Regions from separate parts of the Mus musculus genome. Here region 1 is linked to region 2. The links are chromatin contacts, found by Hi-C or POLR2A ChIA-PET in ENCODE. All regions are on one chromosome and are shown on one strand. Each heading gives the region's core, a stretch centred on a gene start or an enhancer-like site at or near the end of the contact. The rest is flanking DNA. Distances are from core to core; before and after follow the strand shown.

Region 1 (6,838 bases), core at 806-3,305, 44 kb before region 2:
AATAAAATAATAACAAATAAAGCCACTCTAAATGTCAGCTTTTCTGTGTTCTGGGACTTGAAGTACCAAGAATTTTTTTTTCAGACACAAGCAGATTCTATGGAGTCCCTCAGATATTACAATTTCATAATGTGTCAGTTTTTGATTTCACATGATCATATGAGCTTGTTTGTGGTAAATATTTGGCACGTGCCTCTTTTGGGTAGGCCTCACTCAGAAACAACCTTTTTGACAATTTCCCTTCATATGTCTCCTCTCTCATCACCTCCATGGGCGTCTCCTCTCTATGGGCTGGGTTTGCTGCTCTAATTTAGGGAATCTTGAAATCCACTGCTTATACAGAAGGCATTTTATCCGTTGGGATTTCTGTGTGTCCAGCTCCACCCCAACCCACAGGAACATAAACGCTCGTGTGTCTTGCAGCCTGGCCTTGGGGATTCCAGAAATAACACCGGGCCGTCCGCCGCTGCACTGGAGCATAGTAAGGCGTTTCTGTATTAAGACAGAGTAGAGTCACTTTCCAACCAGGCCTCTCCTGGTCAAAGCACAAAGCAACCTTTACAAGTTGGGTAGGGAGGGGCAGCTGGGAGGAGATCTGAATTTCTGGAAGCTTCGTCTCTTCCCCCCCCCCCCCCCATCTGTGCTCAGTGTCAGACCTTCCTTTCTGCAGTCTTCGGTCTGCTTGGTTCCGTTTAGCATTTGAATCCACTTTGCCTGTGGCAGTCACTGAAGTTCTTTGAACCCTTGAGGAACTACTGGAACTGGCATCTCTTCAGAGCCCAGGTGGCAGTTTCATTCTTTGAGTCCGGTAGGACAGCCACCTCACTAGGAATTGGATTGAGGGCTAGGAAATAAGGGAGCCTATTTAAAGGAGAAAAATGTTAGCTGTGACCCTGAATACATGGCATCTGGGGCAAATGCTCTCATTTCAGAAGGGTGTTTATTGTGCAGAGAAAAACATGAGATCTTCACAAATATATCAGGAGAAAAAAAACCCATCACACACAAAAAACAAAAGCATGCATACATGCTTTACAGAGTACAAAGGTGTGTGTGTTCGGGGCAGGGTGTACTTAGACATTAATGTGGAAAAGTAGTAAAGAAATGTTTAAGAAATATGCTTCCGGGGATCGGGTAGTCACAGCTGTGTTTGTTCAAATCGTGCTTAATGTCATTTCCCCGTTTTAAAGAAATGCTTACCTGACGCTGCCACGCAGTCCTGCCCAGATCTCCTGAATCTACCTTTCCATAAGGGAATTGCTGGCTTTCGGGTGCCTGTGTGAAAACTTGAATTAAGCCACTTTCTCTGGGAACGAATCCTTTTTTAATGGGGATCAGGATATTTCTAATTTGTAGCCGAAACAGGAAAATTGTAAGGGTTGCATTTTAATGTCTTGGGGATACAAACCTTTGTCAAGAACAGGAAGGTAGAAGAAAGGAAGGCGCTTGTGCATCAAAAGGGCTAATTATCTCACCCCTGCCAAGTCCAGCTGCAGCCGCAGCAGCTCGAGAGCTGCAACGCCCCATCTGCAGTGGTTGCTGCTACAGGACACGCGGTCGCAGCCTCGGAGGTCGAAAGCACCTCCGGTCCCGTGCCGCACCCAGGAGTGCCGGGCTGGCGGGGAGGATGAGGGGAGTTGGAAAAGCATCGCCATGGCAACAGTGACGTCCATTCACCCTGGATCTAATTGGAGGAAACCCCGTGGCCGAAGCCGCAGCCTGCGGGCCAACCGAACCTACCCGAGCCGACCCACCCTCGGAGCCTCCGCTTCGCTTCCCGCCCCGCCCCCTGGGCCCCCTTCCGCGCGCTCGCCCCTCATTGGACAGAGGAGAAGCTAGAGGCGGGACTCCTTGGGGAGGTGCAGCGTTCTATTGGTCGGTGGCGAGCTCGTCGGCTCCGTGCTAGGCTGAGACGGGAGGGTCCTCGGCTAAAGCCCAAAGCAGATCAAAGTGGTGGGACTCGCGTCGCGGCTGCGGAGACTAGAAGGTGAGTGCGGACACAGCTCTGGGACTGCGGCTGCAACAGCCGCCGCGAGGTACCGAGGCCGGGTTGGCGGAGCACGGTCCTCATATCTGCTAGGCTACCGCGCGCCTGAGGTTCGGGCTGGGACGGGAAGGTGCGGCACCAACGGCCGCTTCCATCTTGGGCCGGGTGGGGCCCGCGCTCCGGCCTTGGGGAGGCGCGGCGGGCGGGCCGGAGGGCGCGGGCGGAAGGCGGCGGCCCCGTGAGAGGCCGGAGGACGCGCCGCCTCGTGCGCTGAGACAAAGCGGGCGTCCGGCTGCATTGTCTGACGCGCTCTCTCCTCGCTCCTTTTTGTCCTCGCCGGCGCCGCCCCGCCCCGCCCCTCGCGGCTCTCAGGAGGACTCCGGATCCGGCTCGGCGCTCGCCCTCGCTCGCCATGGAGAAGACCGAGCTGATCCAGAAGGCCAAGCTGGCCGAGCAGGCCGAGCGCTACGACGACATGGCCACCTGCATGAAAGCCGTGACGGAGCAGGGCGCCGAGCTGTCCAACGAGGAGCGCAACCTGCTGTCGGTGGCCTACAAAAACGTGGTAGGGGGCCGCAGGTCCGCCTGGAGGGTCATCTCGAGCATTGAGCAGAAGACCGACACCTCTGACAAGAAGTTGCAGCTGATCAAGGACTATCGGGAGAAAGTGGAGTCGGAGCTGAGGTCCATCTGCACCACGGTCCTGGTGAGTTGGCGCCGGCATTAGTGAGGGAGTAGGGCGGCGGGAGCGACACCCCTTTTGTGTGGTGTTCCCGATGGGGAGAAACCTGTGGGATAGAGAGTTTGTGATTTGAGCCCCAGGCTTCCTTCTTACCTGTTTCAGAGCTTTCTCGGGGGTGGGTAACTCTTTTTTTCCCAAGCTCTGGGGTACAAAAACTTGGGGGGAGTAGCCGCGTAGGCTTGCACAAGACTGAAAAAGACCTATTTAACCTTGTGCCAGGAGAGTGGTCCTGAGATCTGTAAGTTCTTTCATGTCGTAGAAGGCATGGGGACTTTTACCATAGAGATGCTAGAATTTCCCCAGCCCCCCAAGATTTAGGAGTGAAAAATCTAGACATGTTTTATTTTTCATGTAAGAATATGTTGAGCCTTTCCTTGCTAAAGAGGTGTGGGGGTGGGTGGGTGGATGAGTTCACTGGATGAAAAGGATACAGATAATTTGAAGAATACCATGCCCTGGTCAAATTTCACTATTTAATAGTGTTTGTTTGTTTGTTTTCTATTTGTTGCCTCACTTTAGTCCGGTGTATGGAAATGAAAGCATTTCTGGTGTGGATGGGCAAGGAAGGCTTTCCAGGTTTTGCACTATCCAGTCCCAACCGGGATGTTAACTGCTATGATTCACCCTTATTAGAGGGGGCACTTTTAAATCTTGAGTCATTCATTGCCCAGATCTCTTATTCAATAAAGCAAGTTTCTAAAATTTAAATAGCATGCCATAGAGTGTCAGATATTAATGCTGCAAACTGTGACTCCTGTTCACATTGATAGGTAGTTATAGACTGATGATGAAGTAGCTGCTGGGTTTGCTCTTCACATGCCACCTTTATATGAGGCAGCTGGTAGCTGATAGGCTTGCCCTGGATCTTTTTAGGTGTCTTTTATGCAGGGTTTCATAAGAGAAGGGAAAAAGGGGCTTTCCCTTCTAGCCTTCATTTCTTTATCACATCGAATCAATGGAACCTAGAACATTTTTCCCTGTTGTGTAAAACCTACCTGTTTTACTAAAACAAAAGAGATTATCTGAGCAAAATCATGGCTGATAGATACAGATGTTAGGGGTCAGAAGCAATCAGTTGGTAGTGAAGTGCAGAAAACTCTGTTTTGTAAAGATGCCATTTTGTTCTGTTAACATCTATGTGATCTTAAGTTCCAGTCCCTGTTTAGCTTAGGGGAGGCAGCTCTTTGGCCTGAATTTTTTTACATTCAAGAGATGTCAACTAGGATAGTAATAGCAGACTTTAATACCATATATTGATGGCTATTGTTAACACTTTGGGGTTTATTTACCCATGCAGTTCTGAATCACCAGATTTTTGTGTAAACTATCAGTTTAATTCTGAAACAAAGGAATATTTATTCCGTCTTGCAGCTCTTACACACAACAAAGAATTGTGTTCTGCCTGTATGTATGTATACCACCTATGGGGATGCATTGTCCAGAGACTGGAAGAAGGGGTCAGGGGTTATCTCCTGTAACTGGAGTTGTTAGCTACCATGTGGGTGCTGGGAACTCAACTGGGTTCTGGGGTCCTCTGCAAGAATAGCAAGTGCTGTTAACCACAGAACTATTTCTCCAGCCCAGAAAATTTGGGTTTTATGGAAGCATAGATGTGGGAGTTTTCCTTTTTTTGATACGGTTTGAGAGAGTGACCAGACATTTATTGGAGACCTCTCATGCATATCCTTTTAATAAGAGAACTTTTGAAATTGGGACAGTAGTGCTTTTTTCGTGCACAAGACAGAAATAGAAGAGGTAGGTAGGTTGACTAATTTGTACACTGATGCACAAATTAGCTGAATTTTGCCTTGATGACCAACCTGGAGAAGAACCCCGGGAAAGCATGTCTCCAGTTGGCAGATATTCTGGAGAGCTTGATATGTTTTGAAAGGTTAAACAATACAGGGAAGAACAAAGCTGAGAACCACTGATTTGATTTGATTTGATTTTTTTTGTCCTTGAACAATTTGTAATATAGAGAATTGTGCTAGGTAATTTTTATAAGGTGTTTATGAATAAAATGCAGTTTAGTTAGAAGGAAACAAACCTCAGATAAGACTCTACAGAGATAATAGATTTGAGGGTGAGTATTGAGGGAGCAGTGTTAGAAGTGATTGCCATGGGGAGGATTTGGGATAGAGCTTGAGGGAAGGTGTTTTTTTGTTTTTGGGGGTTTTTTTTGGTGTGACTAGAGGGTGGTCTGTTGGTAGGATTCATAATTTGAGCAGGTCAGAAGGAGAAGCTTGATTGAAGTTCCTTTTTGTTTTTTGTTTTCTTTTTTATGTGGGAATTGGGAGCTTTCCAAATGTTAAGACATGTGATCTGCCACCATGAGCCACTTGTGGATGTCTGTACTGGTGCAGCTGCATCTAGAATTCATGGTGTGAGTGTGAGCTGACAAGTTTAATCTGAACATATAGACAAGGAAGTGATAAATTAGTCAATAAGAATCTGATGATTGACAGATTAGCAATTCATTTTTAAGAGCTGGAACTCAGGGCCTTGAATATGCTAGGTAAGGGCTGTACAACTGAACCATAACCATACTCTTTTTGTTTTGTAATTGGTAATTTAGTAACGTGCCCAAAGAAAAAGTGAAGCTTTGTATTTCTGAACACACAATAAAATGGTGTGGATGTTTGTACTAGAAAGGAGAATTTTGATATGGAGGAAAAAGGTGAGATTGATTTGGTTTAAATGAGTCAGCTAAATACCTGGTGGTGTACCCCCTTATCCCAGCACTCACAATTTCAAGATTTTGACTACTTTTTAGAGTAAATTAGAGATGGATAGGTTTACCCAATTTTCCAGAATAGCTGATGTAGCTGATTTTTTAAAGTTTCCTAAATTGTGGGGTCATTTCAAGAAAAAGGATTGAAATCCAAATAAATACTATAAAGAGAAGAGGAAATTAAGAGAACCAAAATGGTGCAAACCAGACTCTTGATGGCAATTTTAAAGTCAAATGACATTACTGGGTTCCCTATCAGTATAATTTATGCAGACAGAGTTTTGTTCTTAAATTTTAAAGTTAGTTTTAGTTGTAACAATTGGGGACTTGCCAATTCACTTCTACTTTAACTCCCACCTTTGTGGTGGTTTGAATGAGATTGGTTCCCATCTGCTCATTTGGTTTAGTGCTTGAAGGTAGAACTGTTTGTGAAGGGTTAGGAGGTTAAGAGAAGTGTGCCGCTCATGGGTGTTATTCCCTATTAGCTCTGTCTCCTAGTTTTGGATTAAGAAGTAAACTCTGAGCTATAGTTCTGCCTCATGTGTGACTGCTGTTTGCTTTTTACCATGGTAATCATGGACTCTAACCCTCTGAAACTGTAAGCCTCAAATAAACACTTTCTCTTATAAGTTTTCTCTTGGTCATAATATCTTATCACAGTAACCTAACTCTAAAAATCATTTTCAGGTTGAGACACGTGTCATCAAAGATAAATGGTGGTAATAAGTGCCTAGTGTACTGGCTTTGTGAAGTGGTACAGAAGTCATTAGCAATCTTAGTGTTGACAAGAGCAAAGTTTAAGTGAAAACTTAACAGTGGATGAATAAAAGGTGTGAAATGTCTGAGAGTAATTCAGACCTTGCATGTAAAGTATGAGCAGATCAAAAAAATCTTGGGAACAAAGCTATGTGCAACTTGGGAACAAAATCTATCATTTACAATCTTGGGCTGAGAACCAAAAGCTTAAAGTGTATATGGGACAACCTTAATACCCCTCTCTTCTAGGCTTTGAGTAGATGAGTTTCAGTATAATCCTGTAATCCCAGCATTTGGAAGGTGGAAAGATTGGACTTTCAGGATCAGCTTCTGCTACACTGTGTGAGTTTGAGGCCTGCTAGAATTCAGTGGCACCCCGTCTCAAAAATAAAATAAAGCCAGAGCCAAGTGCAGTGGTAATGTGCCTAGAATTCCAACCATCTGGGAGGTTGAGGCAGGTTTCAGAGTTTGAAGCAGCCAGCTTGGGGAGTAGCAAAGCCATCCTTTAAAGAAAATGTTAAGAATCATGTGCCAGGGGCTAGAGAGATGGCTCAGTGGCTGAGAGCACTAACTGCTCTTCCAGAGGTTCTGAGTTCAATTCCCAGCAATTCCCAGCACGTGG
Region 2 (6,848 bases), core at 3,421-5,920:
TGGCAACATGACCTTCCATGACCTTCCCTACAGCGGTTTACTTCCTAATATGATCATCTCAGAAAATGCTCTTGTGGGGCAGGTGTAGAAGTGACAAACCTTTACATATCTTGCCAGCACCTGGTGCTACCAGCACAGCATTAACAATTTAGAATACAGGGACACACTTTCATAGGCAGTTGATACAATATGTATGGGGGTAGGTTATATGTATATTGTATATATATATGTATATATGCATATGTGTGTGTGTGCATGTGTGTATAAAATCCACTATGTGTGTAGCTTTTTTTGTAGGAGAAAGGAATGTGACCTTTGATAAACACCTGGTGGCTTGAGCTGGGGTAGAGGGACAGAAGGAGGAAGCAGAACAGGAGCACTCCAGGGAGCTGGGTGGAGCTGGATGGGTAGCTGAGGGGCTGCTCCAGCAAACAGCTAACAGCCTTATACCATACAGATGTCTCTGTGTATCACTGAACTCCAAGTTGGATCCCCCAAACTCCCACAATACTGGTGCCATTGGAGGCCAGAAGAGTGCATCAGATGCTCTGGAACTGTGTGAGTGGGTATGTTGGGAACCTGACTCCTTCAAGAACTAGTATTTTAAACTCCCTGATTTCTTTTTTTTTTTTTTTTTTTTTTTGTTGTTGTTGTTGTTTTTCAAGACAGGGTTTCTCTGCATAGCCCTGGCTGTCCTGGAACTCACTTTGTAGACCAGGCTGGCCTCGAACTCAGAAATCTGCCAGCCTCTGTCTCCCCTGTGTTGGGATTAAAGGCGTGCGCCACCACGCTCGGCTAGGGAATGGGCTTTCAGTTAAGGTCTCTGGCCACTGTAAAACTGGAGAACTGATGAGAGTCTCGTCCGTGGGCCAGTCAATTCAAGTCAGAACTTGGTTACTTTAGACTGTAGCTACTTCCATCAAGCTTTTTTCCAATTCATTCTCTTCATTCAAACTCTGTTTAGTTTCTCATGTGGTCCAGTTTCTCTGAGCTCCCAAGGGAGGTAAGTATTTCAGAAGGGAGAGATCCACTTCAGTTCCTTGTGCACACTAGATAGTACACATGAGGTATGATATTTTTGCACACATCCAGAATATTGACTGCAGGTAATTCCATAAAATGTCTTCCAGGGGTGATTTAAAGTTAAAAAGTTCTAGAAATGGATCTTTTCAAAATAATGTTAGGACTCATTTCTCAATAAAATTACATCAATGTTCTTTTTTCCAGATTGAAGGGAAATATGACTGGTTTACTGCCACACTAAAACCCCCCAGGCTGGGGATGTAGCTCAGTGGGTAGAGTGCCTGTCTAGCAAGCATGAAGCTCTGGTTTAACCTCCACATCACACAAACGACTCTGTACACACCTCACCTGAAATCACACTACTCAGGAGGTAGAAGCAAGAACCAGTCCAGGGCTAGCCTAGGAAAAATGAAACCCTATCTCAAAGGGACAAATGTGTTTGTCAGTCGGGCTCGCTGAGCAGTTTTGTGTACCACGTTTGTTTTTCTGTTTTTTTCTTTCTAAAAAGCTTTTGTATGAACTGTTTGGACTAAAACCTTGGAAATGAGTTCTTGGTACTTGAACTTTGTACAGTCATATGTAAGTAGTATTGGTGCAGTTTTTGTTTTTGTTTTGTTGTTGTTTTTTTTTTTTTTTTTTGGTGTTTTTGAGACAGGGCTTCTCTTTATAGCCCTGGCTGTCCTGGAACTCACTCTGTAGACCAGGCTGGCCTTGAACTCAGAAATCTGCCTGCCTCTGCCTCCCAAGTGCTGGGATTAAAGGTGAGTGCCACCACGCCCGGCTGTTTGTTTTTTAACTGTCTTATTGGGTTCTTATACCTCTACCTCCCTTCCAAGCCTCATTCTACCCTGATCCCTTCCAACCACCCCCTACCCTCACTAGGTAAGAGAGAGAAGGATAGAGGGCAAAGGGGGGGGTATAGACCTCTGTAGGCTACTTCCTGGGTAAGAGAGAGAAGGATAGAGGGCAAAGGGGGGGGGTGTAGACCTCTATAGGCTACTTCCTGCTCAGTAGGAACGTTGAGTTTCTTGGGGCTGTCCAATCTTGGTTGTCAGGATATCTCCAGTTTCCTCTTGTCTCTGATCGATCAGGGACAATTGACAATCGGTAACAAAGTCAATGGGAAGCAGAAGCCACCACAGGCCCTCTCGGGGACTTTCCCATTTATACCTCAGTCCCCAGAATTAAATTATCTGCAGGTGGCAAAGATCACACCCCTGCTAGTGCCTGAGGCAAATCCTAATCACCTGCTGTGAAGCAGCCTCTTATCTCACACCTGGGATTAAAACAAAACATTCTCCTAACTGGTTTTTTAAAGAAACTAAAATTCTCACCACAAAGCTGCATTTTTTTTTTTGAGACTTGAGAATTCATATTTCTTGAAGGGCTAGCTTTATCAACTTTATTCAGCAGCAGAAAAAAGCATCCAAATTAAGGTTTTATGACAGATAGGGTGAGACAGTTAGGGCTTCAAGGTGGCTCAGTGAGTGGGTAGATATTATGGGGGTGATTTTTTTCTCTTAAAAAAACAAAAACAAAAGACTAAGATAAAGGCTTGTAGCCAAGTGTGATGGCCCATGCCATCATCCTAGCGACAGGGAGGCTGAAGCTGGAAGGCCTGGGCAGGGTTACAAAATGAGCCTAGCTCATAAAGCCCATCACACTTTTCCCCCTGCTAGGACAAATCCCCCAAAAATAAACCCTTGAGGGTCAGGCTTCGACTGTCAGTTTTGGGACTCTTGATTTAACATAGCCCTGGCTGTTGTTCTGTGTCAGCCTCCTAGTGCTGGGATGGCAGGCATGGGTCACCACCAAGCTGTAGGTGCCAGTTCTGCCCTGCAGGCTTTTATCCAGCATGGCCCTCTGAGATGTTCCTCTGGCTCTTCATCTCCCCCAGGTGGAGTTATTTTATCCTAAAGATATGGACTATTGTCAAATCAAAGATGAATTTCAAATTGGAATCTTAATTTGAATACTGACTTGTGAATGTTGAAGACTACTTAAAATTGGGACTTATCCTGAAAACTTGTTATGATAAAGTGGATCAGGAGTTTTTTAAAAATTAGCACAGTGAAGCCAGCCTGGTCTACAGAGTGAGTTCCAGGACAGCCAGGACCACACACAGAAATCCTGTCTCGAAAAACAACAACAAAAAACCCAACAAAAACAGACACCCCTCCCCCCCCCAAAAAAAACCCAACAAACCAAAAACCTAGCACAGTGGTACTCAACCCCTTGGGTCAGTATCCCTTTGGGGGGTGCAGGGTCCCATTATCAGGTACCCTGCAGTTATTTACATTACCGTTTATAGCCGTAGCAAAATTATAGTCATGAAGCTGCAATTAAACAATTATGGTTCAGGGTCTCCACACATGAGGAACTGTAGTAGAGGGTCCAAAGCATTAGGAAGGCTGAGTGCCACTGAAATAGCATTTACTAAACATAGCTCAGCTGCACAAAAGCTAGGCGACACAAACAATATAATCTGCAGTCAACTAAAGTTACAAACCTGGGGACATGGAGCCTGGACACTCAAGAGAAATATCATAGCATTTCTATTATTAAAAAGCTGGCATCTACCGGGCGGTGGTGGCGCACGCCTTTAATCCCAGCACTCGGGAGGCAGAGGCAGGCGGATTTCTGAGTTCAAGGCCAGCCTGGCCTACAGAGTGAGTTCCAAGACAGCCAGGGTTATACAGAGAAACCCTGTCTCGAAAAAAACAAAACAAAACAAAACAAAACAAAACAAAACAAAAAAAAGCTGGCATCTAATTTGTGGGGGTGACTTTCTTTTTTGGTTAGGTATTCCTTGAATGTGTACCTAGTGAAAGTGTTTATACCTCGGTTGTACAGACTAGTTTAGCTAACATGCCCCCCAAAAAAATGTGCAAAGTCAGTAACTGTTGAAAATGTTGCAAGACATTCCACAACGAACAAATTTAAATCAGTTTATCTTTTTCTGGAAGACGACTTGAAATCTGACCAGGGCTATTAATGTTCAGTACCACAAACAATAACACAGGGAAAAAAAAAAAAAAAAAGACCGCAAAACCACAAGGGGTCGAGTAGGGAAACCAACTACAAGAGTTAGGGGGTAGATGGTCGCTCCTGTTCACTAGGAGACTGCCTAGAGTAAGGAACCAAGGAGCAAATAAATGTCTTTGCATAAGTCTATGTACAGTCCCCTGAGCATTTTCAGTGACAAGAGACCTAGTCTCCCGCAGCAAGTCGCCGAACAGCACACCCGATCCGCGTGGGGCGGATCTCCAGGGCACTGTGGCCGACTTCACGCCCCCATCCCATAGGCAGGTAGTTGACCCCACGCCAGACTTCACAGACCCTTCAATAAAGACGCTGAAGGGGACTTTAATCACGAAGAAGGTCGCACCTGTCTAAGGACCTGCCCATCCTCTCCCACCTTCGTTCCCCGCGGTCACCCGGGGACAGAGGCGAGAGAGAGAGGGTCGAGTCAGGACGCCGCCAGCTGAAGGCCAGGAAGGCGCCAAGCAGGCCCCAGAGGGACCAGGAAGGAACAGAGCCCAGAAGATGGCGTTCTGCCGGCGCCGCGCCGGGGCGGGGCGAGCCACGCCTCCCACAATGCTCTACGGCACCCTTCTTCCGGCTGTGGGCCGCGGGGTGGTCTCCGGCTGCGGCCGGAAACGAGTTAAGCCGCTCTCAGCGAGCGCCGCCTGCACTTCCGGGGACGTGAGCCTAGCTTCCCTGTAGGCGGCGCGGGAGGGAGAAGTTTGCAGGGCCGTGCTGGGAAGATCACCTCCGCTCCCAATGTGAGCAGTTTCCCGAACGCTCTTTCGGAGAAGGTTTCCCAGAGAGGTGGTGGACGGGAACATGAGGCGGCGTCTCCTCATCCTGACCACTTTGGTGCCTTTCGTCCTGGCACCCCGACCTCCGGAGGAAGCAGGCTCTGGCTCCCATCCGCGACTTGGTAAAGAGTTCGGGGAGCAAACTGACTTATCTGACCCCAGAGTGATTGGAGGGACGCGCCGGGGTGCTAGGGGCGGGATATTGGGCTCCCGTGGCGCGTCCCGAAGTTTTCAAGTGAAGGAAGGGGGGTGTGGCTCTCGGTGTTTAGAGAGAGAAAAAGAGATGGGCTTGTCTCTCAGTGAGGAGGGAAATCCTGGAGGGGTCTCCCATAGGGACCGAGGGCCTGGGACGGGCAAGTTCTCCCAGGTTTATTTCTGGAATATTTAGAAAAGAGGTGTTGGCACATGGATGGTTCGTTTGTGGAGTGTGAGATTTGGTCGAGGTCCTTTACTTGCTAACAAGTGAATCTAAGGTGTTAGGTGTTTCTGCTGAAAGCAAGACCCTGGGAAGAAAGGACAGTCCCAAAGCTCTCCACCACTTGTTGGCTCTCAGAGGCTAACTTGAAGTTATATGTAGGAGGTACTGAATGCAGTACCTGGTTGGAAGGTGGCGACTGATGTAGTTTCATTTGCATTTTTCGACTGTATTTGGAATCTTGCATTGGATTTCGAGATCATCCGTCTTGTTGGAGAGGTGCTTAGCTGAGAGAGCGAGGCTCAAACTTCCAAGCCAATTCTTGAATTGGCTTGTCAAGATGAATGTTTTCCTTGCAATTTTTAACAGATCACCAGGGATAACCCATTTAAATTGCCTAGAAACTTAGGGTTTCTACTTTAATTTTTTTAGAGATTGGATTTTAAGGAAAGGCATGCTTTAGAAGTTTTGAATTGAAATTGGCGATAGGCAATTTACTCGCTATCCTAGGATCCTTTAGCTTGCAAAAGTGGCTAAGACATTTCAGTTAATCAGTAACAAAGTGTCAAATAGTTTTGATGATAGGGAACTTAGCAAGTGTCTTAGAATCTTTTAGCTTGCAAATGTTGCCATCTAAGGCATTTCAGCTAATCAATAACAAAGTGTGAAACAGCGTGTTCCCAATTGTGTGAAGTTACGATCATGTCATTATAGTATTTTATTATTCAGATTGAAACCCTATGGGTTTTTTTTTCTAAGATGTATGTATGTATGTATGTATGTATGTATGTATGTATGTATGTGAGTACACTGTAGCTGTCAGACACACCAGAAGAGGGCATCAGATCGCATTACAAATGGTTGTGAGCCACCACCATGTGGTTGCTGGGAATTGAACTCAGGACCTTTGGAAGAGCAGTTGGTGCTCTTAACTGCTGAGCCATCTCTCCAGCCCCGCCTCCCCCCCCCCCCCTTTCTTTTAAATGTCTGTTTTGAGACAGGGTCTCACTATGTATCTCTAGTTGGCCTGGAACTCACAATGCAGACCAGGCTGGTTTTGAACTCATAGAGATCTATCTACCTCTGACCCAAGAGGTGGATTAAAGACCTTGCACCATCACTCCCAGTCTTGTGTTGGTTTTTTTACCTTGTGTTTTCGTCTTATTTACTAAACAGGGTTGTGGTTGACTGGAGTAGACACTGAATGTGTTTTATGTTTGTATCCAAATAACTTTCTTGTGTGTTTGCATTTTAAATGGTTATGTATGTGACAAATTTAGAGAACGGCAAAGGAGCTAGTTAGAAAGTGCTGAAATCTAAGTTGATAGAATCTGAAGGAAGAAATTTCAGGATGGATAGAGATAAGGACATACTTCATTTTAAGGATGCTATAAAGAATTTATTCTCTTGCATTTGAGACAGTAAAGTGATTTTTTTTTTTTTGCACCGTTCTGACACACCTTCTTACCATTCTCCTGACCAGGAGTAGGAAGAAAAACATGAATCCTAGGGAGTCATACCAGTGTAGAGGAAAACTACATTATCTCTAGACTGATTCTCAGCAATGTAAACAAATCATAAAAATTTAA

The links. Hi-C counts contacts between places; a loop is a spot of excess contacts on that map. ChIA-PET counts read pairs that join two places held with the same protein, here RNA polymerase II (POLR2A).
Region 1: a map of gastrocnemius shows a loop between it and region 2 (7-fold over the local background). The contact joins the promoter of Ywhaq here to the promoter of Adam17 in region 2. A Hi-C loop is called at or near these places in 16 of 37 maps with a recorded cell type or tissue (CH12.LX, T-helper 1 cell, T-helper 17 cell and 6 more). POLR2A ChIA-PET finds 5 or more read pairs at or near these places in 4 of 5 experiments (Patski and embryonic stem cell).

What each region holds. Positions count from the first base shown.
Region 1 is chr12:21,412,653-21,419,490 of GRCm38, reverse strand. It overlaps Ywhaq (tyrosine 3-monooxygenase/tryptophan 5-monooxygenase activation protein theta), which reads left to right and starts at 2,055. Exons shown (of 5, transcript NM_011739.3): 1 at 2,055-2,693. The coding sequence starts at 2,400. It overlaps Gm4419 (predicted gene 4419), which reads right to left and starts at 1,609. Exons shown (of 4, transcript NR_166748.1): 1 at 1,409-1,609; 2 at 1,201-1,275; 3 at 657-861.
Region 2 is chr12:21,371,454-21,378,301 of GRCm38, reverse strand. Adam17 (a disintegrin and metallopeptidase domain 17) reads left to right here and starts at 4,670. Exons shown (of 19, transcript NM_009615.6): 1 at 4,670-4,966. The coding sequence starts at 4,870.